2 separate regions of the Homo sapiens genome follow, and region 2 is linked to region 1. A link is an interaction called in ENCODE POLR2A ChIA-PET data of the cell type or tissue named here. Cell type or tissue: A673. All regions are shown on one strand. Each heading gives the region's core, and the rest is flanking DNA. Links, peaks and the distances in the headings are about the cores only. Region 1 has its middle 68 kb from the start of FAM53A. Region 2 overlaps SLBP (stem-loop histone mRNA binding protein).

Region 1 (16,133 bases), core at 6,890-11,889:
TCCCTGGCCCCACTGAGCAAGGGGCTCTTCTATGCCTCAGGGAGGGGGCACCTGGCCACCAGTGGTCCCTGCAGACGACACAGCTGGAGTAGGACAGGCCACCCACAGCCTGCCCAGAAATGTGGGACGGGAATCTCAGGCCTCACACCCGCCCCAGGCAGGCATGGCCCCTGGGCCCTCAGGTATGCCCCAGGGTCCCGGGGGAGGCTTGGCCCCATCTCCTGGCCTGGGGGCTGTGCCCAGCCGGGCACCCACTTCTCCCCGCCCGCCAGAGAGGGAGCCCATCAACGCCACCCTCCTCAACTTTTTTCTCCTCCCCAATTAATTAATTTAAATTGACCATTAAGTCAGGCAAGTTTTTGATTGATATTTTCATTAGCAGCCCTGTCCGACGCCCCGGGAATGTATGGTAACGTCCGATCCGCGGCGGCCGCACTCCTCCGCAGGCTGAGTTATGGCTGGCATCGCGCGGCTCCCGGGGTAATTTGAATTCAGATGAGCTGCCGCCGTGTTCCGGAGCGGGCGGCCGTCTGCTGACGGATGGCACTTGGGTTACCGCAAGGTCACCGTGCAGCCGCCACCCACCGCAGGAGGGGCCGGCCAGGCCGCCGGGGAAGGCGGGCAGCCCTGCAGCGGGTGACCAAGTGGACTCCCGAGAACTGCCCAGCCGGTGGCCATCCGGTGAAAGCGCTGGCGAGCCCGGGGGCCTGGTGGCCTGAGACCGTGGCCAAGCCTCACAGCTGCCATCCCTCGGGGGCCGGAAACGCAACTCTGCTTGAGGCTGCCACAGCCTCCTCTCCCGGGGCTGCGGTGGGGGTGGGGGTGGCAGCAGGAGCCAGGCCTCTTCCTGAGGAAGGTGCTGCCCAGGACGGAGCAGCTGCCTTTCACGTCGGGGGAGCTTGGGCCCATCTCAGGGTCCACCTGCAGCTGGACACAGTCTCCTCTACCGCTGATGTCCCCGTCCTGGAGCGGGCATGCCAGGGCCCTGGCCGTGGACTGCTGGAGGGCTGGACCTGCCATACTTTCTGCTGCTCAGCGTGGGGGACCGCATGCCGGGCTGGTGGCCACAGTGGGAGGCACAGAGCCTCAGGTGCCACTGTCAGCCCTGTGACCGTGGGGGCTGCTTCAGCGCCTGTGCCTTCGTTTCCCCATGGGCACAAGAGCGATCGTAGGTTGCCTCCATCTGTGGTTTAGGGAGGGACACGCGGGAGGCCCAGGCAAAGCGTGAGGTTCATGCTGGCCGTGTGCGTGTGGCCTCCCCTTCCCCTTGGTGCTGACTTATCCTGTCCCTGGCAGGGGCCCCTCGAGGCAGAGGGTGGTTGCTTCTGGCCTCAGGCCTGGTGGGGGCTTCAGGAGACCTTTGGAGGGCTTGGAAATGTGGTGCCTGAGTCTGAGGGAGGCAGAGATGGCTGCGGGCAGGATCTGACTCCCAGCCTGGGCCCAGCCAAACAGCCGCTGTTCCCGACCTCCCTCCCCGAGCGAGCCAGCCCAGAGCTCCACCGTCCCCTCACAGCCCCCGCCAGACCCCCAAATGGGCATGCAGGGCTGGAGACCCTGCCCCTCTGCCCCTGTTTGTGTGTCTGAGGCCATTTAAAACGGGCACAGAGGGCCGGCTGTACTGCCAGTCACAGGGCAGGGCTGGTGGGGCGGCCCCTCAGCGGCAGTGCCCTGGGAGGGAGGAGGAGCCCAGTGGAAGGAGGTCATGGGAGGGGCCGTGGGGCCAGGGCCTGGCTGGAAGCCTGAGGGGCCACAAAGGAGTCCCCAGGGAAGGTGCCCACCCCAGCCAGATCCACCTTCAGCCGGGGGGCTCCTGCTGCAGTGACTCCTAGGGAAGCAGCCGCCTTTGTTCTGCCCCTGTCGTCACCCCCACACTGGGGGCTGCACTCTGACCGTCACGCTGGCTGGAGAGTATGAGCCGAGGCTGGCATCCTGATGTGACTCCGGGTCCTGCCTCTCTCCGTGCTGCTGCTGTAACGGCACCGTGTCTGGGTAACTGATCGTGAACAGGGGTCGGCGGGCTCAAGTTTCTGGAGGCTGGGAAGTCCCAGATTGCGCAGCCGCATCTGGAGGGTCTCTTGCTGTGTCGTCAGGTGGCAGAGGGCAGAGGGGAAGGAGGAAGGCGAGAGAGCAGATGGGGTCGGAACCTGCCCTTTAATATGTGCCCCGTTCCCAAGACAGCAGCATCGATTCGTTCATGAATGCGGTGCCGTCCGACCCAAACACTTCCCATCAGGTCCCACCTCCCCACACCACCACTGTGGGGATCAGGTTTCCAACACATGAGCCTTGGGGGACGCATTCACCCCACAGTGGGTGGGGAGCCCCATGGCCGCAGGGATATTCCCCCAACACGGTGCCAGGGACGGCACGGGCCAGACGTTCAGCCTGCTCTGTGTGACCTGCTGGTTCCTGCAGACCCAGGCTGGGGTCTCAGAGCTGGGGAAGGCAGGGACCTTGTGACAGCCTTGGATGGGGGGACTGCCCCAGTCCAGTGGGAGGGGCTGGCACTGCCTCCGTGACCTGGGACAGGACCCAGTGGAGCTAATCCTGATTCCCTCACCATCTTCGCTCCCCGCTGTGGAGGCTGGGTGGCGGCAGATCCACCCCACTGTCCCCCACCCCAAGCTGCTGGGCCCCACCTCCCAACCTTCCTTGCAGTGGAGTGTGGCCATGTGACTAAGTTCTGTCTGATGAGATGTGAGTGAAAGTGTTAGACAGGACTTTCAGGAAGACTCCTTAAAAGTAGCCGACTGACCGGGCGCGGTGGCTCATGCCTGTAATCCCAGCACTTTGGGAGGCCGAGGCGGGTGGATCACGAGGTCAGGAGATCGAGACCATCCCGGCTAACATGGTGAAACCCCGTCTCTACTAAAAAATACAAAAAATTAGCCGGGTGAGGTGGCGGGCGCCTGTAGTCCCAGTTATGCGGGAGGCTGAGGCAGGAGAATGGCATGAACCCTGGGGGGCGGAGCCTGTAGTGAGCCGAGATTGTGCCACTGCACTCCAGCCTGGGTGACAGCGAGACTCCATCTCAAAAAAAAAAAAAAAAAAAAAGTAGCGTAGCTGACTCAGCTAGGAAAAGGGTCCCCTGTTCTTTGTGTTCCTTCTTTCTTGCTTCCTGAAACTGAGGCGTGATGGCTGGGGCTCTGGCAGCCATTTGAACCATGAGGTGACCTTGGGCAGGAAGCCACATGCGAGGAGGTGGAGCAGAAAAAAGCCAGAGGTTGCCTACGTATGTGGTGACCCTGGGGACCCGATCCCAGCCTGGCATGGCCACCTCCAACTCTGGTCTCATGAGAGAGAAGTTGACTTTTGCTGTGGTTGCTGCTACCGTGTTGATGGCAGTGTTGTGTTTTGGTGTTGCTGTTGCTTATGTTGTTGTTGTTGGCAGTGATGTTATTTCTGTTGATGTTTTCATCATTGTTTTTGTTTTTGGTGGTGGTGGTGGTGGTGGTGTTTTTTCTTTCTTTCTTTTTCTTTTTTTTTGTGAGACAGAGTCTTGCAGTGTCACCTGGGCTTGAATGCAGTGGCGCAGTCTCAGCTCACTGCAACCTCCACTTCCTGGGTTCAGCCTCCCAAGTAGCTGGGATTACAGGCGTCCTATGTGGTGGTGCTTTTGTAGGTTTTTGGCATTGCTGATGGTGGTGGTAGTGATGACGGTCCTGTTGGTGGTGATGGTGTTTTGTATGCAGCCAGTACAATTCCTGACTGTGGCAGGAACCAAAGAGAATCCCCCCTCTGTGGAAACAACTCCCGGAAAGGCCTCCCTTGCTCCAAGACAAAGTGAGAAGACAGAGCTCAGGTGCTTCTGTGGGATGTCTGCGGAGGAGGGGCCATTTCCTTCCACAGCTGTGTCCAGGCACACTTGAGAAAGGTCTGTTATGGGAAATAAGATGACATTTTATTTATTTATTTATTTATTTTTAATTAATTAATTTTTTTTTTTTTTGAGACAGAGTCTCACTCTGTCACCCAGCCTGGAGTGCAGTGGCACGATCTCAGCTCACTGCAACCTCTGTCTCCCAGGTTTAAGCGATTCTCCTGCCTCTGCCTCCCCAGTACTGGGACTACAGCTGCCCGCCACCACGCCCGGCTAATTTTTGTATATTTAGTAGAGACGGGGTTTCACCATATTGGCCAGGCTGGTCTCGAACTCCTGACCTTGTGATCTGCCCACCTCAGCCTCCGAAAGTGCTGGGATTACAGGCGTGAGCCACCACGCCCGGCTGACTTGTTTTTTAATAAAGTATAAGGAAATGTGGAGACCATGAGGCGAGAGAGGACAGCTTAGATGATCGCAGGGCAGATGAAGTGAAGCAGATCCAGGTGCCAGTGTGGGCGAAAGGGACCTGACATGCCCAGGACAGGGCTTTGCGTGTGGACGCCGTGAACCCCCATTCCTGCCAGGGCCCTGAGTGGTACAAATGGAGCTCCAATGCACAGCAGAACTGGGATCTGTAGTAAAAGACAAAGCGCAAGGCCGGTGCCCGGTGCGTGAGTCAGAGACGCTGGAGATGAAGGGCGGGGGTGGTCACGGGAGGCCGGGGGGTGAAGACCTGAGAAGCCGATTGCAGGGTATAGACCCAGAGATAGGCCAGCACCTGGTGCGGGAGGGAGATGCGGCTTGGAGGAAAGTGCCCATGTCCACAGGTGCATGAGTCTGGGAACAGGGCGGGAAGGCCGGCCAGTCCTGAAGTGGGCCAACCCCAGAGACGCCGAGCTGGGCAAGGGAGCCCAGGCCATGCCTGCCATACCCCTCCATGCGCGCCACCAGCTGGCCCTGGCCTCTGCCCTCCTGCCTTGCCTGCCCTGGTGAGGCCGGGTCGTTGGCCGCCCTGGCAGTGCGTGCCGTTCCCTCTCCAGCTCCGTGTTTGCCCAGCCCCGGGCAGTGGTAAGGGGCCGCTCGCCACAAGGTGGGATCCTGGCAGCTCCTGCCTCAGCCTGTGGCTGCAAAGTTCAGTGACTCGTTAGTAACCTGCTTCACTTAGAAGGTGCTGGAGCTCAGGGAGGATGGGTGAGCAGCGTGGGCCCAGAGCCTGCCTGTCTTTGACCCCAGGAGGAAGAGAGCCCAGGCCGTTATGTGGGCTGCTTTGGGGTGGGGGCTCAGTGGACCCCCAGCTCTCACCTGTGGACGCTCTGCGGCATCCCCTTCCCCGTCTTGTTGGCAGCGTGGAGCAGCGTTGCTGGGTTGGGTGCAGGTTGATGTGTTTCTGTGCTGTGTTCACTGAGGTGAGCTTGTGGCTGCCGCAGATAAGCCCTGAGCCCTCGGGGGGCCGTGGAGGCCTCAGCCCAGCCCAGTGAGAGGGCTGGGGGTCGGGGGCTGGGGGTCGGGGCTGGCTTATCTGTGCGGTGGCATTCCCCCGCTGGGATGGTGCTGGGGTTGCACACAGGCCCGCATGGCTGGTTCTGTGGCTGGGTCCCATCCCTCCAGCCACGTTTTCCTGGCCATACCCCATGGCCTGGGAGGCCGGCGGCATGGAATCGCTTCAGCCCAGAAGGGAAAGGCATCTTTGGCGGCCACAGCCATGAGCCACAGTCCACCCCTCAGGCTGCCAAACAGCCTCCCCTCCCGTCTTCCTTCCCCAGAGCTGCCGTCCCCATGCAGCTCCAGCCCACACCTCCAGGTGGGCACAGCAGGGCCAGGAGACTCTGCCTCCCATCCCTGCTCACCTGTCTGGGGCTGTCTGAAGGGGGCCCTGGGGGCCCGGCTGTGGTACCAGCCCACTTCCCACCCAGGGACATTTGGGCCTGGAGCTGTGGTCAGGCCCCAACAGTTACTGGTGTTCCAGTCCGGGCCTGGTTTTCCTGGGATTCTGGCCAGGTCTTTGGCCATTCACTCACCCGCCTACCCTCAGACACACTTTCCCATGCCATCCCCACTGAGGGTGGCCACCTGGGGGCCACAGCCTGGATGCACCCCTGCCGTGATGGGCCTTCGGGCTCAAGGCCAGCCTCACTGTCTCTGCGAGGCAGCACGTGCCCTGTCTTCTGGTTCTACTTCTTCCCCAAGAGGCAGCACTCACCTGCCTCTGTCTTCCTTCCAGGTTGCCTCACGGACTGTTTCACCAAGTATGTTGCCATGACATAGCACGGCCCTCCATCTTCCCATCTTCACGGCATCTGACAGCCGTCTCCTCACTGGTCGGCTCTATGCCAAGCATTCGTGACACACGTCAGTTCTGTTGTGGTGGCACCATCGCAGCGACTTCTCTCTTGGTGAAGGAGTTGCTGCTGCTCACCAGCAGCTGCCGACTGCTCCTGGGTGCTCCTGACATGCAGGCGCTCCCTTCAAGGGGTGGGCGCAGGCACCCTCAGGCCTGAGGCTCTGCTGTCCTCACCGCTGAAAGAGAACCGTCAACCCAGAATGCTATACCCAGTGAGAAGACCGTTCAGGAATGAAAGGGGCGTCAAGACATCCTCAGATGAAGGAAAACCAAGCGTGTTTGTCACCAGCGGACCTAAAAAAGAGTGGCTAAGGCAGGTCTCGGAACAGAAATGGAAACAGTGAAAGAAGAAACCTTGGAACATCAGGAAGGAAGAAAGAGCGCAGTAGGCAGAATTATGAGTGAACATAATAGGTTTCCTTCTCCTCTTGAGTTTCCTAAATTATGTGTGATGGTTGAAGAAAAAAATTAGAATACCGACTGATGTGATTCTTGATAAATGTAAAGGAAATGTTTATGATATGTTATAGGTGGGGAACTAAATGGACACCAGGGAGGGAAGGCTTCAGCACTTCCCTGAAGCTGGTAAAATGTCAACACCGGCAAACTGTCATGAGCCACGTATAAGTAATAACCTAGAACAGCAACTAAAAAAGTGGATGAAGAGATGTACTCAGAAACACCATAAATAGCTCAACAGATAAATAACTCAACACATGATCCCAAAGTCATGAAGATACTCTCCTGTTTGCTAAAGTTAAGTTAAAATGGAGACTGAGCAGACAAAACATGCAGGCCTCATGAGTGTTGTCAACCTTGCTTGATTTGTAAATATAAATGAAACTTTTTTTTAAAATTTCAAGATGGAGTCTCCCTCTGTTGCCTGGAGTGCAGTGGTGCTATCTCAGCTCACTGCAACCTCCGCCCTCTGGGTTCAAGTGATTCTCCTGCCTCAGCCTCCTTAGTAGTTGGGACAACAGACACGTACCACCGTGCCTGGCTAATTTTTGTATTTTTTGTGGAGATGGTGTTTCACCCTGTTGGCCCAGCTGGTCTTGAACTCCTGATTTCAAGTGATCCACCTGCTTCGGCCTCCCAGAGTGCCGGGATTGCAGGCATGAGCCACGGTGCCCAGCCCATAAGTGAAACTTAATTTGAGCCTATATTAAAGAAAAACAGAGCTGAAGCTCAGCCAGCCAAAGCAGCCAAGAAACTTACATAACTAAGGCTTCTCCGCGGGACAGACCGAAGCAGGCAACAGTGTGACTGTCACCAATCCAAGCTTTTCTTTGGTTTACTTCTGCATCCTTCTTATCAAAGCCTTCACCCTGCATTCCCTCAACCACTTCTGGTTTGCAGCTGCTCAATTCAAGAATGTATTTGCTCAAATAAACTATTTTGCCTTTTAAACATGTGTTTTCCTAGAATAGTCACAGTTTTAGTTTTGTTGTTGTTGTTGTTTTGAGACGTGAGACGGAGTCTCGCTGTGACACCCAGGCTGGAGTGCAGTGAGATGGAGTCTCACTGTGACACCCGGGCTGGAGTGCAGTGGCGCAATCATGGCTCGGCTCCCGTGTCATCCAGCCTGCTGGGCGCCAACTTGCTTGGCCCCTCTTGATGGCCCTTGGGCTCAGTAGGGAGGGGTGGGACCTCCCCGCTTCCAACCTTGGCCGTGGGGACCTGCGTGCCTGGCTGAGTGAGCCGCTCCTGGGCTCCTGGCACTGTCTTCATCAGCAGTGCTGATGTGTCCTGTGACTTGCTTTATTTTGGGTTTGTTTCATTTTGTGGTTTTATTTTGTGTTTGATTTTGCATCTCATGTCGCTCCGCAGTCTCACATGCTTCCTCTCCTGGCTGTGCCCACCCCTTCGTCTTGCCGGTGTCTTGATTTCCTGCACCAGAACCTGCTTACTGCATCCAACATCCCCCATCCTTCCTTCCTGGAATCCCAGAATCTCTCACACAGTGGCTGGCCCAGCACCCAGGGGTGATGACAGGCAGGAGGCCCCTTGAGCTGTGGCAGGTTGGTCTCTGTTGAAACAGCCAAACGGATGTCTCTGAAACATCGCCATCCACAGCCTTGCCCATCCCTGCCCAGCCCCTGCCCTAACGTCGCTGCTCTGTCTTTGCTGCATGGCGGCTTTGGAGAAAAGTGCATGGTCCTTCATCTGTGGATGCAGCCAATCCCTTGTTCGGATTCTGCATTTGCACATTTGCCTCCTTGATAAAGTGGCAACCCCCAAATCAGTACTTGTGGTGCTTTTGTGGTCATTCTTGGACATGTGAGGAGCAGCAAACAATTCGGGCCATCCCCTGTGTGCGCCCAGGTGGGATGGGCGTGGCTGCATCCTGTCTTCCATGTGTGCCCAGGTGGGATGGGCGTGGCCACATCCTGTCTTCCGTGCGTGCCCAGGTGAGGTGGGCGTGGCCGCATCCTGTCTTCCATGTGTGCCCAGGTGGGATGGGCGTGGCCACATCCTGTCTTCCGTGCGTGCCCAGGTGAGGTGGGCGTGGCTGCATCCTGTCTTCCATGTGTGCCCACGTAGGGTGGGTGTGGCCGCATCCTGTCTTCCATGTGTGCCCAGGTGGGGTGGATGTGGCCGCATCCTGTCTTCCGTGTGTGTGCCCAGGTGGGGTGGGCGTGGCCGCATCCTGTCTTCAGTGTGCGCCCAGGTGGGGTGGGTGTGGCCGCATCCTGTCTTCCGTGTGGGCCCAGGTAGGGTGGGCGTGGCCACATCCTGTCTTCCATGTGTGCCCAGGCGGGATGGGCATGGCCGCATCCTGTTTTCCGTGTGTGTGCCCAAGTAGGGTGGGCGTAGCCGCATCCTGTCTTCCGTGTGTACCCAGGTGGGGTGGGCGTGGCTGCATCCTGCCTCCCTTGTGTCCCCAGGTGAGGTGGGCGTGGTCGTGTCCTGCCTTCTGTGTGCCCAGGTGGGGTGGGCGTGGCCGCATCCTGCCTTCTGTCTCTGCTCATCTGTAAATGTCCTTTTTTGTGGTTTGCGTGTGCCATGTTTTTGCTCTCGTGTCCCTTTGGTGATTTTGCTGTTTAAAGCGGCCCCTGTGCCCGGTGCTGAAATGCCATCTGGTGTCCGTCAGCATAGGACGGCCATGGGGCACCCCGTGGAGAAATGCGTGTGGGGCGACCTGCCTCTGGGTGGGAGCTGTGGCACCGCTGGCTGTGAGCTTGATGTTAAGGGATCAATATACACGCTCAGTGCGGTGTCTGTGAATAGGGCCACACATAAAGCAGGGCCGGGTATTGATTGGCGGACGGAGCTGTTGTGACCGGAGGCGGCAGGAACCTCCCCTGGGCTGCCCCCAGGAGCAGGAGCTCCCTGTGCAGAGGCTTCCTAGACAGAACCCCAGGGGCAGCGACGGCTGACCTGGCGCCCCGTCCTCTTGCTGCTGCGGTGACGCTGCTCTGGGGCTGTGCCTCTTCTGTTGTTCTGGTGTGTCTCTGCATCCCCCTCACGTCTCTGCATCCCCCTCACGTCTCTGCGTCCCCCTCACGTCTCTGCATCCCCCTCACGTCTCTGCATGCCCCTCATGTCTCTGCATCCCCCTCACGTCTCTGCATCCCCCTCACGTCTCTGCATGCCCCTCACGTCTCTGCATCCCCCTCACGTCTCTGCATCCCCCTCACTTCTCTGTATCCCCCTCACCCCTTCGCCGGTGGGTGATGCTTGGGTGCTCCTCAGCAGGCCCCGTGACTTTGGCTGTGTGGCCTGAAGTGGGGCCGTGGAGCCCCAGGGTCTGCAGACACCCTTTCCACAAGCCCCACAGCCGGCCTCTGGGATGGGCTGCGCGCAGCCTGCAGGCCCCAATCCTCCTGTCCTTGCCGGCGGTGGCTGTGCTATGCCCCTCCAGTGTCTGCTGCTCCACACCGAGTGTGGCAGGTGCCCAGCGTGACTGGCCGCATTCATCTGACTCCTGTGAGGCTGGTCGCGTGAGCATACCAGCCAGCTGGCACCCTCCTCCTGAGAATCGCCGAGTCTTTGGTGCTCACTTCTTCTTCGGGGTTCTCTGACGTTTTCGTATCAGTTTCTGAAGCCTGCTGATGTGATCCCAGCCTCTCCCTCTTTGCGTGGGACCTGAGGTACAGGTGAGGTACAGGTACTGTTCTCCATATAATGATCCTATTATCTTTCTTTCCTAGTTTTTGAGTTATGTAAAAAAATAACTATTGAACTTTATGAAAAGCATTTCCAAGTCTTCTGAGACAATTGTGTGGTTTTTCTCCTGTGGCTCCTGATGGAACTAACCACAGGGGTGATTTTCTGGTGTGGAGCTGTCCCGGCACACCTGGCCTGCTTCACACGGTGTCACTTAAGGTACACTGTTGGATTCATTTCCATGAATGCAGCTTGCCTGTGACACACACACGCATAGCCACGCACGTCGGTGTGGATCTCAGGCCTGCCCGGGACTTTCTTCTCTCGTGGTGCCTGCGTGTGCTTATTTTCGCATCAGGGTTGCAGTGTTTTGCGTGTTTGTGTCCCTCCAACATTCATGTTCAAACATTAGCTCCAACAGTAGGACTAAGACGCAGGGCCTTTGGGAGATGGTTAGGTTTCAGGGGCTCTGCCCTCCTGGCTGGGATTAGGGCCCTTACCGAGGGTTTTGAGGGACTGGGCCCACTCACTTCTGCTCTTTGACAGGGTGAGGACCCGGTGACAGGACGCCATATTGGGAGCGGAGCCTGGGCCCTCGCCAGACACCAAACCTGCCGGCGCCCCTACCTTGGGCTTCCCACCCCCAGTACCTTTCTGTTCTTTGTAAATTACTCAGTCTGTGTGTTTTGTTACAGCAGCAGGGGCGGGACTAAGGCAAGAGTTGGCCATGCCTTGTGCACAGAGGTGGGAATAGCCCTGCTTTCTGTTCTCTGTTCTCTGTTTTCCCGAGTAGCTTGTCCCTGCCGGGTTGGGTTGCTGCAGAGGCTGCCTCTGCTGACCCTTTGGTCACTGGGTAGGGCTGGGAGGCCGTGCCAGTGTGTGCGCAGGTGTCTGTGCTTGCGTGTGCATGCCTGGGTTAGTGAATTTGTGCTGAGATGTACATATGTGTAGCAGGCCATGTGCCTTGTGTGTGTTGGCATGTGTGTGTAAGTGGGTGCCATGTGCCTGTGTGTCAGTATGCGTTTGAGTGTATACATGCGTGTGTGATCACGTGCCCGAGAGCATGCAAGCACCCACATTTGTGCAGGTGAGTGGATGCAGGTGTGTACATGTGTGCACTTGTGAACCTGCCCTGTGTGTACATGTGCTGGTGTGTGCATGCTTGTTTATGCTGTGCGCATGTGGGTGCCGTGTGTCAGTGTGAGCACACGTGTGTCACATGCGGCAGGCCTGGGCGTGTGTGCATGCACCAGGCTTGTATGCATCTGTGCAGGTATCATTTATGCACCTGCCATGTGCGTGTTTACGCGAGTGTGTGTGATGTGTGGGTGCAGGTCCGTGTGGGTGTGTACATGTGTGCCTATGCATGTGTGGTGTGTGTGAGCATGTGTGTGTGTGCGCGCATGCCTTCGTGTGTGTCTGAGGGGGCGGAGCACACCCCTCGAGCGTGCTGGCTGAGAGCACTCGGCCCTGCCTGGGCTTCTCGGGAGGCCCTGGCGGGAGCCCAGTAGCCACTTTAACCTTCACTGGCAGCACCGTGAGAGGTCTTGCACGACCTGGTGTAAATACAGCAATCTGCACTTCAGATAAATACAAGATGCATCAAAAGATTTAAGGCACCTGTTGTGTATTTAAAAGACTTATATCTTGTTTATGGTTCAGTATAAAACATACAGCTGATTTATTTAGTGGCTGGCCCATTGCAGAGGAAATCTCATTTCAATCATAAACGGCAGGGTTTGATTTAAGAATTCATTCTTTAATGGGTCTGCAATGTTCAAATTTAAACCCATTCAATTCATCAGCCAAATATTCAATATGGGCACAGGGAACTCATTTAGGCAAACAGAGACTTTTAATATAAATTTTCCGGGAGATTTCTCCATCGATTCCGCAGTTTAGTGCAAAATGATTTGTGCGATACATTCTTGGGGATCAATGCCGCCGGTCAATGGCTCCTATAAAACCACCTCCCCTGCCAGGCACGGGTCAAGGAACTTTAGCTCTCGGGTAGCTGCTCGGCCGGACAGCAGCACTCTGCTGGAGTCGTCCCTTCTCTCTGCATGTGCCGCCATCCACTGGCCACCTCCTGGCAGAGGGGCTGCCTCCAGCCTGTGCTGAGAACCTTTGGCATGGCCAGGGTGGGGGGCCCTCACCCTCCATGCTGGCCCCTTGCCCACCGTGTGGACAGAGACTGCAGGGCTCAGGAGCCAGGGCCCCCACGGAGGCGCCTCTGCTGCTGGCACATGGAGCAGCCTGGCACGGTGCTGCCCGCCCAGGCCTTGGTACCTGCCTGTGTCTGGAGGCCCAGCAGGGGCTACATGTGGCCTTTGAAGTGAGGAGCTGCCTGTCTTCTTGTGCACCAGGGGCACCTCAGGAGAGGCTCTGCCAGCTGGGCCAGTGCAGGTCAGCTCAGTTCCCTGCCCTGGGACTGGTGAGGAGCCTCTGTGACCTGAGCTGCCCTTGTGGCCTGAGCTGGGTCTGAGGGCTGCTCTCCAGGACAGGCCAGGAGGACGGGGGGAGACTGACTGCTGAACACCAAGGCTTCGAACTGGGGTGGCGGGGGCCCCCCTCCAGCCAGGGGTGTCTCTCAGGGCCCACGGACAGACCCCACACCCCCATATCCTGGCCCAGCCAGTGCTCCAAGGACTGAGCTGAGCAAGAGGAGTGAAGGCCACACACAGTGTCGCTGCAAATGAGGGACACCGCCCACTGCGCCCCTGCTTCCTGTGAGCCGGGCTGGGTCAGGCGGCTGAGACGCACCTCAGGGTGGCCCAGAGGCCCCGTTCTGTGCCCCCATTCCCCAGCTAGGGCCCTGAGGATCTGCCGGAGGTCACCAGGCAGGGTTCAAAGCCACATGGTCCAGCCCACGTCCGTGCAACCAGCAGGTGCCAGTGGCAGGGCTGTGCCCTGGAGCAGGGTGGGTGCTCAGAGTGTGGGCAGCCTGAGGGCCTCGGGTGTGCTGCGGACAGGGCTGGTCCAGGGGTGAGTCGGGGGCAGAAAGAGGGCAGCCGGGGCCCGGGTTGGGGGCAGGGGCCAGTGTTTTGAGTGTGGCCGCAGAGCCTGGCAGGGCAGATGGGGGCGTCTGGCTGCCCTGCCCTGTCATGGGGCTGTGCAGTGGGGGAGAGCCTGGGAGGTGCCCCTCCAGCCTTGGCCTGGGGTCACAGCCACCTCAGCCGCCTGCCCAGCTGGGGTGCCCAGGCCTCTGTCCCCCACCCCAGGCCGCCCCCCACGTCGCGGAATCCCTCCCAAGCCCAGATGCCCTGCCTGGGGACTTTGCAGTCTCTCCACCCCAGGCCACCCCCACTGCCCTCCCTGTTGTCCTCCAGGCCCTAGTCTGGCCCTCCCAGTGTTGGGCACCTCTTGCTGCTCTGGCCCCGAAAACAGGGGCCCTGCTGGGATCCCCGGTCACCATCTCCACAGACCTTCGAGGCACGTAGCCCCTGCACCACGCCTGGGCATCCGAGAGCCTGCTCACTTGTTCATCCCTCCCCTTGCCCGTCTGCCCCTTGGGCTCCCCTGCACGGGCGGTGTCCTGAGGCGGGTGGCAGGTCTTCCGGCAGGCAGCTGGGGTCCGGGGGCCAGGGGAGGCAGCTGGAGTCTGGGGGCCAGGGGAGGAGAAATTCTTGGTGTGGGGGCAGCGCGTTGAGTGGGGTGTAGGGAGGGGTTGGGGAAGGGGGACAAGCTGCTGTGGACGGGCCCAGTCCTGGGTGCCCCCTCGGCACTGAGCTGGCAGGGGGCTCAGCATCCATGATGAGGGGTTATAGGTGCTCACAAGCATAGGGAAGTCGCAGGGGCTGAGACACCCATCTCGGGGGCCGCCACAAAGCCCTGGGTTCCAGGGAGGCCATATTAGTCCATTCTCATGCTGCTATAAAGAACTGTGTAATTTATAAAGGAAAGAGGTTATTTATTTATTTATTGAGACAAAGTCTCTGTTGCCCAGTCTGGAGTGCAGTGGCGCGATCTCGGCTCACTGCAGCCTCTGCCTCCTGAGTTCAAGCGATTCTCCCACCTTAGCCTCCCGAGTAGCTGGGATTACAGGCGCCTGCCACCATGCCTGGCTAATTTTTATATTTTTAGTAGAGACGGGGTTTCACCATATTGGCCAGGCTGGTCTTGAACTCCTGACCTCAGGTGATCCACCTGCCTAGGCCTCCCAAAGTGCTGGGATTACAGGCGTGAGCCACTGCACCTGGCCAGGAAAGAGGTTTAATTGACTCACAGTTCCATGTACTGAGGAGGCCTCAGGAAACTTATAACCCTGATGGAAGGCGCCTCTTCACAGGGCAGCAGGGGAGAGGGTGAGAGCCTGGCGAAGGGGGAAGCTCCTTATTAAACCATCAGATCTCGTGAGACTCACTTGTTGTCAGGAGAACAGCAGTATGAGGGTATGTGCACCCATGATCCAGTTACCTCCACCGAGTCCCTCCCATGGCATGTGGAGATTATGGGAGTTACAATTCAAGATGAGATTTAGGTGGGGACACAGCCAAACCATATCAGAGGCCCCGGGGCAGGTGCAGGCCTGGGCCTTCCCGTGAGAGTCAGTGAGGCCCTGGAGCCTGTCAGGACCTGGGGGGCTGGAAGGAGGCCCGAGGGGCTGATGAGGGATGGGGGTGTGGGGCTGGCCATGGACCCCAGGCCCCGGACTCTGTTTCTGAGAGTGGGGGACCCCAGGCAGCAGAGACAGCCCTGCCAGAGCCACATCCTGAGGGGAGGGGATCCCTGAGACCAGCGACAACTCTGGACAGCCCTCTCTCCCAGAGGCCTAGGGGGCTCCTGAGCAGGAGCCAGGGCTTGGGGTCTGCAGCACCGCTGGGCTTGGTTCCTGACGTGGATTCAAGGCCAAGTCTGAACTGCATCGGCAGCCGCCATCCCATTTGCTCAGTGGTGCAGCGCTGGGCCATCTGTGTCTCTCCCTCCTGCTCCTCCTTGGGCCCCGCCTCCAAACCCGCATGGTCCCTGTCCCTGGCGCCCTCCGTCCCGTAAGCCCAGCATACGAGGATTCACCAGGAATGAAAAGCAGAACCCATATTGATTTCATTTCCAAATTATTAATCAGCTTCACAGCTCAGCAGAAGTATTGCATTGTTCAGCTTGGACAGATCCAAACGGCTCTCCCTCCGGCGAGCAGGGATGGGTGAAGGACGGGGAGTGATGGACGGGGCTGAGGCCAGGCACTGGTGGGCAGCGGGTGTCAGGTGCCGGAGCCGTTACTAAGCAGAGTGTGTGTGTAGCGGCTGCAGGACCCTCCTTGGGTTTCAGCCACTGCTGACCTGACTTTGCTGCCTCTAAGCCTCCCCCACCCACTGGGCCCTCCCACCAGGGGCCTCACCTCTTGCCACGGAGCCCCTCAGGAACCAGCAGGACAGGCCCCTGGGACAACAGAGAGCAAGACGGAGACAACTGCAGCCTCCACCCGTGGCTGGCGCCTGGGCGGGGAGGGGCCCGTGAGCATGGAAACAGCAGATCCACGCAGTTTCAGGCCACCGTCGCCACTGTGGAGGGAATTATGGGGCTGGGGGCACCCAGGACGGGGCTCTCTCAGGAGGCCATGTTTACACGGAGGTCTGGAGGTTCAGGAGGGGCCGCCTGGGGTGGGGGTCTCAGGGTGCAGGCACGGCAGGTGGAACACATAGAAGATCGGAGAGGCCGGGAGGGGCTGAGGAGACCAGGGGGGCCATAGGGGCACCATCAGTGGCTGAGCTGGGGTTTTGTTCTCTGTGTCCTGGGAAGGTGATTTTTTTGTTTTTGTTTTTATTTTTCTGAGACAAAGTTTTGCTCTGTCACCAAGGCTGGAATGCAGTGGCCCAATCTCGGCTCACTGCGACCTCCGCCTCCCGGGTTCAAGTGATT
Region 2 (16,133 bases), core at 4,012-9,011, 84 kb before region 1:
CAGACATTTGGCAAGTACAGGATCATACTGTTTAGTATAGACATGTCTGGAAAATTCTTACCCTGGAGGTTCATATTCAGATGGAGGAGTCTACACTGGCCAGATAACCTGGAGGAATGCCAGACCTGCACTTTTATTATATGGATACAGGCTTGGGACTACACAGCGGAAACACCCACCTGAGATAGCCTCAATTAGAGACTTACCTTGCAGAGCCTTCTCAGTATGACAGCGAATCCCTCTGTATGGCCAGCCAGGGGAAGCACGAGGTTGCTGGAAGTGAGTAGTTGCTCTGCACCGTCAAGCATGCACACATCTGTCTAGATGTGCCCGCGATCTGTGAAACTCGGGCTTTGTTAGAATAATGGAATTCTTTGGTGGTCGGTTTTATGAAAGGCAATATTGTCACAATCCTGTCAACATTGACATTGGTAATGACTTCAAGCTGGGACTAATGGCATAGAGACAAATTAAATACAAGATGGGAAACTCTACACTCTCTGAACTTCTTAGAGTCAACTTCATAAGCTCCAGCATCAGGCCGGATGTTGGATCAATGAGATAAGGTTAACCCATAGAAATGCCAGAACTGAAGCTGAAAACTAGATATGGGTTTTTCTGACTGCCACACACACTGCAAAAATTTGAAGCAAATCTCCCATCTTAATGACTTTATAAACACATACCAGAGATGAACGAAATAAGTTGATTTCAGCCATATGATAGCCCTGGACTACTGAAGTGTGGACACCCAAAAGGAATCATAATTTAGTTTGAAGTCTAAAATCTAGTTGGTTTTATTAGACCCCCAAACACAGTGGGCACACTGCCAAGGAGCTCCATGACTTCTGCTCTAGTAAGACAGCCCTGGATAGACAGATGCAGCTGATAGGTTATGTTCTACATCTAGTTTGCTTTTGTCCTGCTAAACTCCAGTTTAGTATGGTTTGATACACATAGTTCACTGATATAATGCTTTTATTTTTTTGGGTGGGGGACAGAGATGAGGTCTCACTATCTTGCCCATGCTGGTCTTGAACTCCTGGGTTCAAGTGATCCTCCTACCTCAGTTTCCAAAGTGCTGGTATTACAGGCACAAGCCACTGTGTCCCACCAGCCTTTGAATATTTCTTGACATACAGTTTGAAAGAAAACAAAGTATGTGTCATGGTTCAGTAGCATTTTCCTTTTATTGCAGCTTTACCACTCCTGAAGGCCCTAAACCCCGTTCCAGATGCTCTGACTGGGCAAGTGCAGTTGAAGAAGATGAAATGAGGACCAGAGTTAACAAAGAAATGGCAAGGTACACATTTTGGACCACCTTGAAGTGTTAATCTGTGGCGTTTTCAGTAACACATTAAATTTGATATTTGTCTTAGAACAGTGGTTTTCAAAGGTCTGGGCTCCAGACCAAAGGCATCAACATTTCCTGGGAACTTGTTAGAAATACAGATTCTCAGACCCTTCCCTGGGCCTGCGAATGGGGTGGGGCCTGGCCATCCTGTGAAAAGCCCTCCAGGCGGGTCCACTCTTTCAAGCTTGAAGACCACTGTCCTCTTGGTGGTAATCCTTCCAAGAGTGGAAGTAGGTGCACAATGGTGTTACTGCTGGATTGCAGGCTGGAGGACTATCAGAACTAACTTTCTTTTTTTTTTTTTTTTTTTGAGACAGTCTCGCTCTGTTGCCCGGGCTGGAGTACAGTGACAAGATCTCGGCTCACTGCAACCTCTGCCTCCCGGGTTCAAGCGATTCTCTTGCCTCAGCCTCCTGAGTAGCTGAGATTACAGGCACAGGCCACCACGCCTGGCTAATTTTTGTATTTTTTGTAGAGATGGGGTTTCACTATGTTTGTCAGGCTGGTCTTGAACTCCTGATCCGCCCACCTCGGCCTCCCAAAGTGCTGGGATTACAGGCATGAGTCACTGTGCCCGGCCTAACTATCAGGAACTTACTATAGTCATTTGTTACCACCGACCTTCTGTGTGCGGTGCTCACACAACCCAGCACAGTAGATGGAGTGCTCTCTCCAGATGAAGGAATACATTGACACTTGGCTTAGGCAACAAACAGCTCAGAAATGCCAACATACAAGGAAAGGTCTCAAACTTGGATTCTGTGAACCTCTTGCAGTTGCACACAAGATTGTTGTGTGTATCCAAGTTCTTGCAAACTAAGCTACTTCGTCTTCGTTGACTCATTACCTAATGCATCCTTAACCATGTTTAATCTCCCTTGATTATCAGTGTGTTGATCCTTTCTCTTTTGATGAGTTGTCTAACTCAAACCCAGTTGCAAGGACTGGGTTTATTCAAACCCAGTTAAAATGTGGCTCATAATTGGTTGAAGTATTTTACAAGATAATTTTAGCCAACAAGTGGCTGATAAACAGGGTCTCAAGAAAAATGTGTCTTGCGTGTCAGCCGCGGAACGATACCTAGACTACCTGTTTTCATTTTGGCAGCCAGTGATGGTATTTATATCAGCCTCCTTTGAAAAGGGACGGGAATATGTGGGAATTGGTTATTGAACATTTGGGGGAGTTATTTGTCATTTCTTCTGGTATCAAAATGTGTGGGTGGATGTATGCCTTGGTAGAAGAAATGAACTAGGAGTTCACAGATGAGAGTACCAGTGTTTTTAGTGAATTATTGCATTTATATAGGTCTTGACTTCCTCAATTATAAAATTAGAATGTTTGACTTGACTTGTATAGTTTGTGTTGCATGCACAAGTCTTAGAACAGTTCTTGCATACCGATAGCCTAGTTGCTCCCTCAAGTCACCCCTTGCCAGGGGTTATCTGCAGCTCTTATTCATGCGTATTCCACCTGTCCAGATTGTCCTGTGAGTGGACCCTATTTGTTCTTCAGATATCTCATGGGTCTGTGCCTGAAAATTGTCCTGTTTTGGAAAACAGCACTGTTTGGGCTGCTCTGTTGATTATACCCTTTGTGATGGAAAGCTACGGCTTTTATTTACTTACTTATTTTTTTGAGATGGAGTCTTGCTCTGTTTCCCAGGCTGGAGTGTAATGATGCAATCTCAGCTCACTGCAACTTCCGCTTCCTAGGTTCAAGCGATTCTCCTGCCTCAGCCTCTCGAGTAGCTGGGATTATAGCTGTGTGCCACCACGTCCGGCTAATTTTTGTATTTTTAGTAGAGGCTAGGTTTCACCATATTGGCCAGGCTGGTCTTGAACTCCTGACCTCAGGTGATTTGCCCGCCTCGGCCTCCCAAAGTGTTGGGATTATAGGCGTGATCCACCTTGCCTGGCCAAAGCTGCAGCTTTTAGTGCAACCTGTGTAATTTAAACTGCTGGCCCTTTAGTGAGCCATTACTGACAGGCCGGCTTACTTCCTGACAGTAAGAGCGGTATGAAATGTCAGCTTACTATGCTTTAAGGAGACTAACAGACTACAAACTAGCAATATAAGAGTATGAAAATGGATTTTCTGCATGGCATGGTGGCTCACACCTGTAATCGCAGTACTTTGGGAGGCCAAGGCGGGCGGATCACCTGAGATCAGGAGTTCGAGACCAGCCTGACGAACATGGAGAAACCCCGTCTCTACTAAAAATACTAAAAATTAGCCAGGCGTGGTGGCAGCAACCTGTAATCTCAGCTACTCAGGAGGCTGAGGCAGGAGAATCGCTTGGACCCGGGAGGCGGAGGTTGCACTGAGCCGAGATCTCGCCATTGCACTCCAGTCTGGGCAACAAGAGGGAACTCCGTCTCAAAAAAAAAAAAAAAAAGAAAAAAAAGAAAATGGATTTTCATCATACCTGAAAACCAGTCTTTCTCATCTGTGGTACTGGAGAGAATGAGGCCCTGCAGCAAATGATTTGCAGGACTAATCTCTGAATCGTACAAAGATGGTGTTATATAGCCAGTGCTACTCTAGATGCACGGGAGATAAATTACTTCATTACCTTCTGGCGTCCAAACTGCACTGAACACCTCAGCAAACTTGGGTGGATTTTAGATTTTGAGAGGAGGCACAGTAATACATGACATAATTTAGATACCTGCATGACAGGCCAGGGGTGGTGGCTCACTCCTGATCTCAGTACTTTTGAGAGGCTGAGGCGGGAGGATTGCTTGAGCTCAGGAGTTCAAGAGCAGCCTGGGCAACACAGACCTCCATGTCTCCAAAAAAAGAAAAAAATTTTTTTGGAGATGGTTGTGGCGGCACTTGCCTGGAGTCCTAGCTGCTTGGGAGGCTGAGGTGAGATGATTGCTTCAGCCCAGGAATATGAGGCTGTGGTAAGCCATGATCGTGCTACTGTACTCTAGCCTGGGTGACAGAGTGAGACCCCATCTCAAAAAAAAAAAGATACTCACATGAACTTGGAGCTCAAGGTAGCTCGTGGTTTCAACGTCAGATTGCGCTAGACTCCTTTTGGAGATGTCATACTTTTTTTTTTGCAAAACTGCGTTCTGGTAATGACTGCAATAGAAAGCAGATGCCTCAGGAAGTTCATGAGGAACAAGAGAAAAGGGGGCACGTTTGGTCTCCAGGATTGGAGAAGGTATGCAGTGCCCAGTAGGCATATGAGTCCCATTAGTAAGTTTGGTGTTTTTAAAATAATTTATTTCAATTTATGTTTTGTTTTTCTTTTTTTAAGGCTGCCAAGTTTTAGGGAATGTAAATTTTTGTTGTGTGGATCTCACTACTTAAACTGAACCTGACAAAGATTTCTTTTGGCCCACGGAGCTTCTGGATTGCATAGGATGGTGTGCCTGCGGGCATCAGGGTGGAGCTTCCTCAGACCTGGCTGCTTTATTTTTATATCTTTTTTAAAAACAGCAATATTTATTTTGCCCTCAGATATAAAAGGAAACTCCTCATCAATGACTTTGGAAGAGAGAGAAAATCATCATCAGGAAGGTAAAGGCTGTGTAAATGTTTCTTTTCTAATTTGATAGACCTGTAATTTGTTAAAAAAAAAAAATTGTGACTGTCAGAAATGCTGACTGTCGCAGTAGCATTTATTAATACCTTTTTCACTAATTTGAAATACTGTATCTGTTGTGTACTAAATTCCCATACATGCAGTCTCCGGACTATTTAGGATTCATATGGTTGGGAATCTGGAGTGAATCTTCCATTATTGTGTTTTGACATTTTCTTGGCTTACCTTACATACATGGTGATCTTAATTGCAGGGCTTATTCTGTTAATCTGTTGTTTTTTCAGTTCTGATTCAAAGGAGTCTATGTCTACTGTGCCGGCTGACTTTGAGACAGATGAAAGTGTCCTAATGAGGAGACAGAAGCAGATCAACTATGGGAAGAACACAATTGCCTACGATCGTTATATTAAAGAAGTCCCAAGGTAGTCTTGTTTCAGTGGCATGTCTTGAACAAGCTGTGTGGCATTGCGTTTCTAAAGAGTTGCTTAGATTGGGTAGTACAAATGATGCTGGGGATAGTTCACACCTGCTAAGAGCTATTTAATAGGGACTTACTGGGGCTTATGACGTAAATAAAGAATGGATTGGCAACTGGAAAACTAAAGACATGAAGATTTTAAAAATCATTTTCATATAATTTTGAATGTTAGATAACATTTTATTTCTTAGGAGTCAGCAATCATAGATGTAAGCTTATTAAAATACATGATGGGGAAAAATGAAGTTCAAGTTAAATATTGTAAAATTCTAATTGGAGAAAAAAAAATTGGCATTGCCCTATTGTCTTTAAGCAGCATGTTCTTGCCTATCCTGGTCCCTCAAACACACAGACACAGAAGGATATAAAGAAAGCTTTAGTGTTTTCCTGAACTTTTTGGCAGGATTGGGGTTGAAATTTACATTTCTGGGCCAGGTGCAATGGCTCATGCTTGTAATTCCAGCACTTTGGGAGGCCGAGAGGACTGCTTGAGGCCAGGAGACTAGCCTGGGCAATATAAGGAGACCTCATCTCTACAAAAAATTTAAAAATTAGCCAGGTGTGGTGGTTTGCACCTGTAGTCCCAGCTACTTGGGAGACAGGTGGGAGAACTGCTTCAGCCCAGGAATTCAACGTTACAGTGAACCATTAATCACACCACTGCACTCCAGCCTGGGCTGCAGAGTATGAGACTTTGTCTCTTAAAAAAAAAAATTTTACTTTTGGCTGAGTGCAGTGGCTCATGCCTGTAATCCCAGCACTTTGGGAGGCCGAGGAGTGCGGATCATGAGGTCAGGAGATCGAGACCACCCTGGCTAACACGGTGGAACCCCGTCTCTACTAAAAATACAAGAAATTTGCTGGGCGTGGTGGCACACATTTGTAGTCCCAGCTACTCGGGAGGCTGAGGCAGGAGAATCACTTGAACCTGGGAGGAGGAGGTTGCAGTGAGCCGAGATTGCACCACTGCACTCCAGCCTGGGTCACAGAGCAAGACTCCATCTCAAAAAAAACAATTTTTTTTTTTTTTTTTTACTTTTTTGGAACATAGCTGGCAAAGGAATAGTAAGATTCAATGTGATGGTGCTTTTTTTTTTCCCTCCTGACCGAGTCTTGCTGTTACCTAGGCTGAAGTGCAGTGTTATATCATGTCTCACTGTGTATTCATTTTTTTGAGACGGAATCTTGCTCTGTTGCCCAGGCTGGAGTGCAGTGGCGCAATTTCAACTCCACCTCTCGGGTTCAAGCGATTCTCCTGCCTCAGCCTCCACAGGCGCCTGCCACCACACTTGGTTAATTTTCGTATTTTCAGTAGAGATGGGGTTTTACCATATTGGCCAGGCTGGTCTCGCACTGCTGATCTCGTGATCCGTCTGTCTCTGCCTCCCACAGTGCTGGGATTACAGGGGTGAGCCACCACGCCCAACCATCATGGCTCACTGTAGTCTTAACTCCTGGCCTCAAGCAATCCTCCTACCTCAACCTCCTGAGTAGCTGGGACCAGCGGTGCATGCCGCCACACCTGGCTAAACTTTTAAATTTTTATAGAGATGGGAGTCTCCCTATGTCGCCCAGGCTGGTCTTGAACTCCTGGCCTCAAGTAGTCCTCCCAAAGTACTGTGATTACAAGCGTGAGCCACTGTGCCCAGCGGATAGTGATTTTTTTGAGACCGAGTTTCACTCTAGTCCAGGCTGGAGTACAATGGTGCAATCTTGGCTCACCGCAACCTCCGCCTCCCAGGTTCAAGCGATTCTCCTGCCTCAGCCTCCCAAGTAGCTGGAATTACAGGCATGCGCCACCATGCCTGGGCTAATTTTTTTGTATTTTTAGTACAGATGGTGTTTCTCCATGTTGGTCAGGCTGGTCTCGAACTCCTGACTTTGGGTGATCTGCCTGCCTCGGCCTCCCAAAGTGCTGGGATTACAGGTGTGAGCCACCGCACCCGGCCCGGATAGTGCTTTTTAATTTTTTAATTTTTTTAAACATATTTGTTCATTTTGTAGGATCTCAGTTGATTTTTTATTTATTTATTTATTTTTGAGACGGAGTCTCCCTCTGTCACCAGGCTGGAGTGCAGTGGCACGATTTTGGCTCACTGCAACCTCCGCCTCATGGGTTCAAGTGATTCTCCTGCCTCAGCCTCCCGAGTAGCTGGGATTACAGGTGTCTACCACCACGCCTGGCTAGTTTTTTGTATTTTTAGTGGAGACAGGGTTTCACCCTGTTGGCCAGGCTGGTCTTGAACTTCTGATCTCAGGTGATCTGCCTGCCTCAGCCTCCCAAAGTGCTGGGATTACAGCGTGAACCACTGTGCCCGGCTTTTTTTTTTTTTTTTTTTTTTTTTTTTTAAGGTGGAGTCTTGCTCTGTTGACCAGACTGGAGTTGCAGTGGCATGATCTAGGCTCATTGCAACCATCGCCTCCCAGGTTCAAGCAATTCTTCTGCCTCAGCCGCTGGAGTAGCTGGGACTCAAGGCATAAGCCACCATGACTGGCTAATTTTTGGTATTTTTAGTAGAGATGAGGTTTCATCATGTTGGCCAGCCTGATCTCAGGCTCTTGAGTTCAAGTGATTTGCCACACCCAGCAGCGTTTGTTTTTTTTTTTTTTGGAGGTGAAGTCTCGCTGTGTTGCCCATGCTGGAGTGCAGTGGCACGATCTCGGCTCACTGCAAGCTCTGCCTCCCGGGTTCAGGCGATCCTCCTCCCTCAGCCCCCTAATAGCTAGGATTACAGGCACAGGCCACCACGCCCGGCTAATTTTTGCATTTTTAGTAGAGACGGGGTTTCACCATGTTGGCCAAGCTGGTCTCGAACTGCTGACCTCAGGTGATCCACCCACCTTGGCCTCCCAAAATGCTAGGATTATAGGTGTGAGCCACCGCTCCCAGCCCCTAGCTGTTTTTTTGTTCTGTTTTGTTGTTTTTTTTAAATAGAGACGAGGTCTCACTGTGTTGCCCAGGCCATTTTTAAATTCCTGAGCTTAAGTGATCTTGGCATGACCTCCCAAAATGCTAGGATTACAGGCATGAGCCACCATGCCTGGTGATCTGTAATATTTAAAATAATACTAATCTCATAGTTTGGTTAATCTTCAGGCTAATGTGGAAATGTGAGTGGCATGTGGGCATGTGCTAGAATAATCTTTCTCCTGTAGACACCTTCGACAACCTGGCATTCATCCCAAGACCCCTAATAAATTTAAGAAGTATAGTCGACGTTCATGGGACCAGCAAATCAAACTCTGGAAGGTGGCTCTGCATTTTTGGGATCCTCCAGCGGAAGAAGGATGTGATTTGCAAGAAATGTATGTCTTTATTGCATTCTTGTCCTGTGATTCTCTGATTGGTCCAGTGACTGGAGCAGCTGCGCACCACTGGGACAGGAGGTCTGGTGCCAAGTCCCCCAGCAGCTGTTGGGGAGCAGAGCAGCTGCTGCAGCTCGGTGCTGAGTTCTTCTGTACTGGGAGGGAGGCAGCTGGAAGGAAGAGTTTGCTTCCTGGATTGAATTTATTTTTTCAAGCAAAGTCAATCTGGGAATACAGTTTTTGTTTGTTGTTTTGCTGTTTTTGTTGTTGTAGTTGTTTTTCCCCTAAAAATTACAATAATCTCTGGAATTTGTTTTTTAAATATAAATATCCTAAAAAGTATTTGAGTCATTTCGGCTCAACCATGAAAATAAAAGTTCTTAATTAAGGAAGGAAGGCTTTCTTTCTCTGTTGGCTTTTTTTTTTTGGGAGATGCTCTGTCACCGAGGCTGGAGTGCAGTGGCGTGATCCCGGCTCACTGCAACCTTCACCTTCTGGGTTCAGGTGGTTCTCCTGCCTCAGCCTCCTGAGTAGCTGGGATTACAGGCACGCGCCACCACGCCCAGCTATTTTTTGTATTTTTAGTGGAGACGGGGTTTCACCATGTAATTCCTGACCTTGTGATCTACCCGCCTCAGCCTCCCAAAGTGCTGGGATTACAGGGGTGAGCCACTGCTCCCAGCCCCGTTGGCCTTTAAACTTGTGCCTAGTTGAAATGTCTCAGGCCTGAACTTTTGCTGCATCATGGCAATACCTGCTGACCAGGAAGGTAGAGAGAATGATCGTGTACCTCCCTCCCTCTATGTGGGGTTTCTTCTCAGCTCCCCTCTGGTCCTGAGCCTCTCGCTTCCTCAGACACATTCTTTAAACAAACAATTAGAGTTTCTCCTCTGTGCTGGGAAATTTTTTAGAGACTGGCATGTTTGAAACGATTGTAAGTGGCTTTACCAGTTTGTCCTGACAGATGTCATTTGGGTTTTTTCCCCCAGTGTGACACCATTGTCCCATTCTCTGAGTAGAAACTTGGAAAAATTAGTGATAATGCATAGTATGTTCATCACAGTGCTCATTTCTCCCCCTCAAAAATTGGGCTTATGAGTGTTTCTGTTTCCAAGGATGCTTGTGTGGTGAGCCCAGCAGATCTTTTTGTTGCTTCTCATTGCCATCCGCTTTCTCTTTGCTGGATTGATTGGGCTGGGATTAAGTCTGTCAAATAGTCACTGAAAGCTGACCCCTCAGGGAGCCTCGGGCACACTGTCAGTGTTGTGGCTGTACCATATGGATGGGGTTTGTCTGTAGCGCCCCGTCTCCTGGCTTTGTTAAGTTAGTGCCTGACGCACATGTTGGATCTTGTTTAACAGACACCCTGTAGACCTTGAATCTGCAGAAAGCAGCTCCGAGCCCCAGACCAGCTCTCAGGATGACTTTGTAAGTACTTTGGATAAGTCTTTCAGCTTGGGGGTTGCAGGTGAATTGTTAATAACACATGCTGCCTTATAAACTGAAGTTTGGACTGGGCACGGTGGCTCACGCCTGTAATCCCAGCACCTTGGGAGGCCAAGGCAGGCGGATCACCTGAAGTCAGGAATTCAAGACTAGCCTGGCCAACATGGTGAAACCCTGTTTCTACAAAAATACAAATAATAGCCAGGTATGATGGTGGGTGCCTGTAGTCCGTGCTACTCAGGAGGCTGAGGTGGGAGAATAGCTTGAACCCAGGAGGTGGAGGTTGCAGTGAGCTGAGATGGCGCCATTGCACTCCAGCCTGGGCAACAGAGCAAGACTCTGTCTCAAAAAAAAAAAAAGAAAGAAAACCATGTGCTGCGCGTGGTGGCTCACGCCTGTGATCCCAGCACTTTGGGAGGCTGAGGCAGGCAGATCACCTGAAGTCAGGAGTTCAAGACCAGCCTGCCCAACATAGTGAAACCCAGTCTCTACTAAAAATACAAAAACTAGCTGGGTGTGGTCATGCAGGCATGTAATCCCAGCTACTCAGGAGGCTGAGGCAGGAGAATCACTTGAACCCGGGAGGCAGAGGTGGCAATGAGCCGAAATTGTACCACTGCCCTCCACCCTGTGTGACAGAGTGAGACTCTGTCTCAAGAGAAAAGAAAACCGTTTTTAAATGTATCAGTTTAAATACTGTCTCCTGTCCTGAGACAGCCACTATTTGTGGTTTTGTCTAGGCTTTTACAATTCTTTCTGTGCTTATAAACTATGTACATGGCCAGGCACAGTGACTAGTGACTCCTTCCTGTAATCCCAGCACAATGGGATGTGTGCACATCTAAACGTCAGTGTCTTGTAAATGGTACATGTGGTTTCTCTTTGCAGTGTTATTATTAAAATCTGTCTCAGTTGCACGTGAAGTGTACACCTTGCTGTGCATTACATCACATGATTTACCACATAAGGAGTGGGGTGTAGGAAGGGGCCCCTGTTTTCAGGGTGAGATGAATGTCAACCGAGCCATGCTTCTGTTTTCCAGGATGTGTACTCTGGCACACCCACCAAGGTGAGACACATGGACAGTCAAGTGGAGGATGAGTTTGATTTGGAAGCTTGTTTAACTGAACCCTTGAGAGACTTCTCAGCCATGAGCTAACTGCCCCCTGGCGGCCAGGAAGAGAAACAGCTCCTCCCCGACTAGGTGGAAGGCTGGCCAGGCACCAAGCATGTGTGTGCACTTGTACCTGGTGGTTTCTCTGTTAGCAGTCCATTAGCTCATGCTGAATTATTTTTGCCTTACTTTCTTAAGAAACATTAATTTTATGTATAGTGAGTATATTTTGCATGTTTTAAATTGTAAATGGAGCTAAGTCCAAGAAAGTACTTGAAGCTCTCTTCCAGCGAGCTTAATTGCGTAATCCCTGTTGTCCTCCAGGGTAAGCTGACACGTCTACATAACTGGTTTTCCACAGGCATCTTCAGTTATTGCTTGTCAGGTGGACTGTTTTGGATTTAACCATGTAATCCATGGGACCAATTGAGAGTCAGCTACTTTTATAGGCATCAAAGTATTCTCAGACACCTTTAATATCTTTATGGAAACTTAATTTTTGGCCTTTTATCAATATGTCATAACAGCATTCTGAAGTCAGACATTGTTAAATTGAGCTATTAAACTAATGAGTTTTATGTAAGTTATATGGTCTTAATTTGGTACTTGTAAATAGCACTAGTTAGACTCTTTAGAATACTCCAAGAGTTAGGGCAGCAGAGTGGAGCGATTTAGAAAGAACATTTTAAAACAATCAGTTAATTTACCATGTAAAATTGCTGTAAATGATAATGTGTACAGATTTTCTGTTCAAATATTCAATTGTAAACTTCTTGTTAAGACTGTTACGTTTCTATTGCTTTTGTATGGGATATTGCAAAAATAAAAAGGAAAGAACCCTCTTTCACTGACTGGGGCTGTTGCCAGGTGGGCCAGCTGCCGTGAGAGCTGACATGTTTGGAGGGTCAGAATTGTGTCTGCCTTTCTTGTGTCTGAAGCAAGTGGCACTCAGTGAGTGGCGCTGGGTAAAGGGCCTTCTTTATTTTTTTAATTTTATTTTTTGAGAGTTTCGCTCTTGTTGCCCAGGCTGGAGTGCAATGGTGCAATCATGGCCCACTACAACCTCTGTCTCCCGGGTTCAAGCGATTCTTCTGCCTCAGCCTCCCAAGTAGCTGAAATTACAGGTATGTGCCACCACACGCAGCTAATTTTGTATTTTTAGTAGAGACAGGATTTCTCCATGCTGGTCAGGCTGGTCTCGATCTCCCGACCTCAAGTGATCTGCCTGCCTCGGCCTCCCAACGTGCTGGGATTACAGGTTTGAGCCACTGCGTGTGGCCGGGGGCCTTCTTTAATAGGTGTCACATGTCACATTTGGTCTGATGCTTATTCATCAGCACTGGCATGACAGCCTTCCCTGTCTCTTGGGAGAGACCCTGCAGCAGGATAATCATCAGTCTGAGGGTGCCCTGCTCCCACTGCCTTCACCCTTGGACCGTGGTTGCTGCCTGCAGACGTGACCACTAGTCCACGCCACAGCGACCTGTCCCGGAGATCCCTCCAAGTGATGCTGGGCTGGTCTTAAGCCAGGGATGGGCTCAGGTAACTTTGTTCTAGGAGCTTGAAGAGGGCAGAAGCTCTTGTTTACTTAGCTTGTTTATGGAGACCTCAAGCAGTGTCAGGTGGAGGGTGGTAGACACTGGGGTTGTAGCACATGCCCTGGTGAGGAGACCCAGCTCTTTCAGGGTGGTAGGAGGTGCCTGATAAAAGGTGACATCTGGGGAGGGCAGCAAGCAGAGGCCACGAAGTGGGAGCACTCAGCATTGACTTCAAGAGTCCTAAAATGTGGGAGGAGTTCTGGGGGCCTGACTGCAAGCCTCAGTCTTGAGAAGGCAGAGGTGAAGGTCCTTGTTAGATGGTGACAGTTCAGTGGTGCTGTGGCCTCCATCATGACTGACGGAGAGCAGCTCTCCTGGGTTTGTCACTAAGGAGCTACTTCCCCTAAACTGTGAGCAGGTCCTTAGCGATGAGCAGCACTCAGTGCTCTTAGGCTAAAATTCAGTGGCTTCCAAGCAAAAATGACATCCAGAAGACAGCTGGAAAGGTGATCTAAGCTAAAGCTGAGGGTGTGGCATGAAATCCTCTGTTAACCATAGAAAGTTGAACCTTTCTCTCTCTTTTCACTGGAGTGCAGTGGTGTGCCTTCAGCTCACTGCAACCTCCACCTCCTTTGGCTCAAGCAATTCTCCTGCCTGTCTCCTGAGTAGCTGGGATTACAGGCGTGAACCACCACACCTGGCCAATTGTTGTAGTTTTAGTAGAGTTGGGGTTTCGCCATGTTGGCCACGCTGGTCTTGACCTCAGGCGATCTGCCCTCCTCGGCCTCCCAAGGTGCTAGGATTACAGGTGTAAGCCACCGCGCCCAGCTGTTAGAACCTTTCTTTCCCTCAATAAGACTTCTTGCTCCTCTGCAGGAGCCCAAGATGGTGCTAGTCTGAAAAGCCCCACAGGTGTGGCTTCTAATGAACTGAACCCTATTAAGAGTCACAGAATTAACATGGGCGGAAGCTGCTGCCAGGCTGGACTGAAAGGGCCAGGCAATACAAGAGGCCTTGAACCCTCAGGTTCCTACCAGCGGGAAGTAGGAAGATAAAACTCTCCAGCTGCAAACACAGGCTGCCTTTTGTGAAAAAGAAGGATAATTCAGAGATGGAGCCAGGAGCCTGGAGGACTGAGGCTGGCTTAGGGGACTGCCAGGTGATGTGTGCCCAGCTGGATTTCAGACTTGCTGTGGGCCAGGGACTCCTGGGAGCATTTGCAGCAGGTGTCCTAGGTCTGTCCCCGCTGTTCATTGCGGTGGGGGTGTGTGTGTGTGTGTGTGTGCATGTGTGTGGTGGGGGCTGGGGACAGTCTTTACATGGAGAGAGGCTCAACACAGGAGCTGTCAGGAGCCTCCTCCACAAGGCAGTGGATTCAGGTGAGATTCTGGGCTTTTTAAACTAGAATGCTTAGTTTCAAATCTAACAACACATGTATGGGACCTGTATGCTGAAAACGGCACAACCCTGATGAAACAAAGATCTAGTAAGTGGAGAAATGTAACTTGTTCATGGATTGGAAGACTCAATATAGATGTCAATTCTTGGGCCGGGCGCAGTGGCTCATGCCTGTAATCCCAGCACTTTGGGAGGCTGAGGTGGGCGGATCACCTGAGGTGGGGAGTTTGAGACCACCCTGACCAACACGGAGAAACATCATCTCTACTAAAATACAAAACTAGCCAGGTGTGGTGGCGCGTGCCTGTAATCCCAGCTACTTGAGAGGCTGAGGCAGGAGAATCGCTTGAACCTGGGAGGCGGAGGTTGTGGTGAGCCTAGATTGTGCCATTGCACTCCAGCCTGAACAACAAGAGTAAAACTCCATCTCAAAAAAAAAAAAAAAAACAATTTTTGCCAGGTGCAGTGGCTTACATTGTAATCCCAGCACTTTGGGAGGCCAAGACAGGTGGATCACCTGAGGTCAGGAGTTCAAGACCAGCCTGGCCAAGATGATGAAACCCTGTCTCTACTAAAAATACAAAAAATTAGCTGAGCATGGTGGTGTGCGCCTGTAGTCCCAGCTACTCAGGAAGCGGAGGCAGGAGAATCGCTTGAACCTGGGAGGCGGAGGTTGCAGTGTGCCGAGATTGCACCAGTACACTCAAGTCTGCGTGACAAAGCGAGACTCCGTCTCAAAAAAAAAAAAAAAATTGTCAGTTCTTCTAAATGGATGTATGTAGTTACAATGGAATTCCTATCAAAATCTCAGCAATATTTTTTGTAGATGATGGTTCTAAAATTTATGCGAATGTAAAGGAACTAGAATAGTTGAAAGTTTTGAAAAAGAACAAGGTGAATAGAATGAGCTTATCTTTTTCAAGGGTTATATGACATCAGGACTGTGGTGTCGGTGGAGGGATAGACAGATCAGTGGAGCAGGACACAGAACCCAGAAATAGACCCACAAAAGTCTGGCAAACTGACTTTTGCAAAGGTGCAAAAGAAATTCAGTGGAGAGGCCGGGCGTGGTGGCTCACGCCTGTAATCCCAGCACTTTTGGAGGCCAACACAGGCAGATCACGGGGTCAGGAGATCGAGACCATCATGGCTAACACAGTGAAACCCCGTCTCTACTAAAAATACAACAAATTAGCTGGGCATGGTGGCGGGTGCCTGTAGTCCCAGCTACTCAGGAGGCTGAGGCAGGAGAATGGCGTGAACCCGGGAGGTGGAGCTTGCAGTGAGCTGAGATCGCGCCACCGCACTCCAGCCTGGGTGATGAGTGAGACTCTGTCTCAAAAAAAAAAAAAAAAAAAAAAAAAAATTCAGTGGAGAAGGATGGTATTTTCAACAAATGTGCTAGATTGGCTGGAGCAAAATCCAAGAGCAAAAATGCAAGCCTCAACCTAAGTCTCACATCTTATAGAAAAATTAACTCAAAATGGATCACAGGCTTAAATGTAAAGTGTAAAATATAAAACTTGCAGAAAATTGTTGGCATCTAGGGCTAGGCAGAGTTTATAGACTGGACAGCAGAATCACAATCCATAACAGGAAAAATGGACAAATTGGGCTTCATCAAAATTAAAAACTTGTGGCTAGGCATGGTGGCTCATGCCTGTAATCCCAGCACTTTGGGAGGCTGAGGTAGGAGGATGGCTTGAGGCCATGAGTTTGAGATCAGCCCTGGCAACATGGCAAGATCCCATCTCTACAAAAAAATTTTTAAAAATTAGCTGGACCAGGTGCGGTGGCTCACGCCTGTAATCCCAGCACTTTGGGAGGCCAAGGTGGGCAGATCACCTGAGGTTGGGAGTTTGAGACCAGTTTGACCAACATGAAGAAACCCCGTCTCTACTGAAAATACAAAATTAGCTAGGCATGGTGGCGCATGCTTG

What was found. ChIA-PET counts read pairs that join two places held together with the same protein. Peaks named below come from ENCODE experiments on the same cell type or tissue, not always from the same donor. Only the 100,000 strongest peaks of a DNase experiment are listed, where the experiment ranks them.
Region 2: POLR2A ChIA-PET joins it to region 1 with 8 read pairs; 4 of 35 experiments call an interaction of 5 or more read pairs at or near these places.

What each region holds. Positions count from the first base shown.
Region 1 is chr4:1,608,023-1,624,155 of GRCh38, reverse strand. It overlaps a transcript of FAM53A not described here. Among named protein-coding and RNA genes, the nearest start is that of FAM53A, 68 kb to the left of the region's middle. RefSeq lists enhancers at 8,799-9,300, 11,777-12,404. In A673, for the core only: no CTCF peak of the experiment used is centred there; no DNase peak of the experiment used is centred there.
Region 2 is chr4:1,688,766-1,704,898 of GRCh38, reverse strand. SLBP (stem-loop histone mRNA binding protein) reads left to right here. Exons shown (of 8, transcript NM_006527.4): 3 at 1,199-1,303; 4 at 4,829-4,888; 5 at 5,198-5,335; 6 at 8,548-8,697; 7 at 10,059-10,125; 8 at 11,186-12,168. The coding sequence ends at 11,302. Among named protein-coding and RNA genes, the nearest start is that of FAM53A, 13 kb to the right of the region's middle. In A673, for the core only: no CTCF peak of the experiment used is centred there; no DNase peak of the experiment used is centred there; H3K27ac peaks cover 397 bases.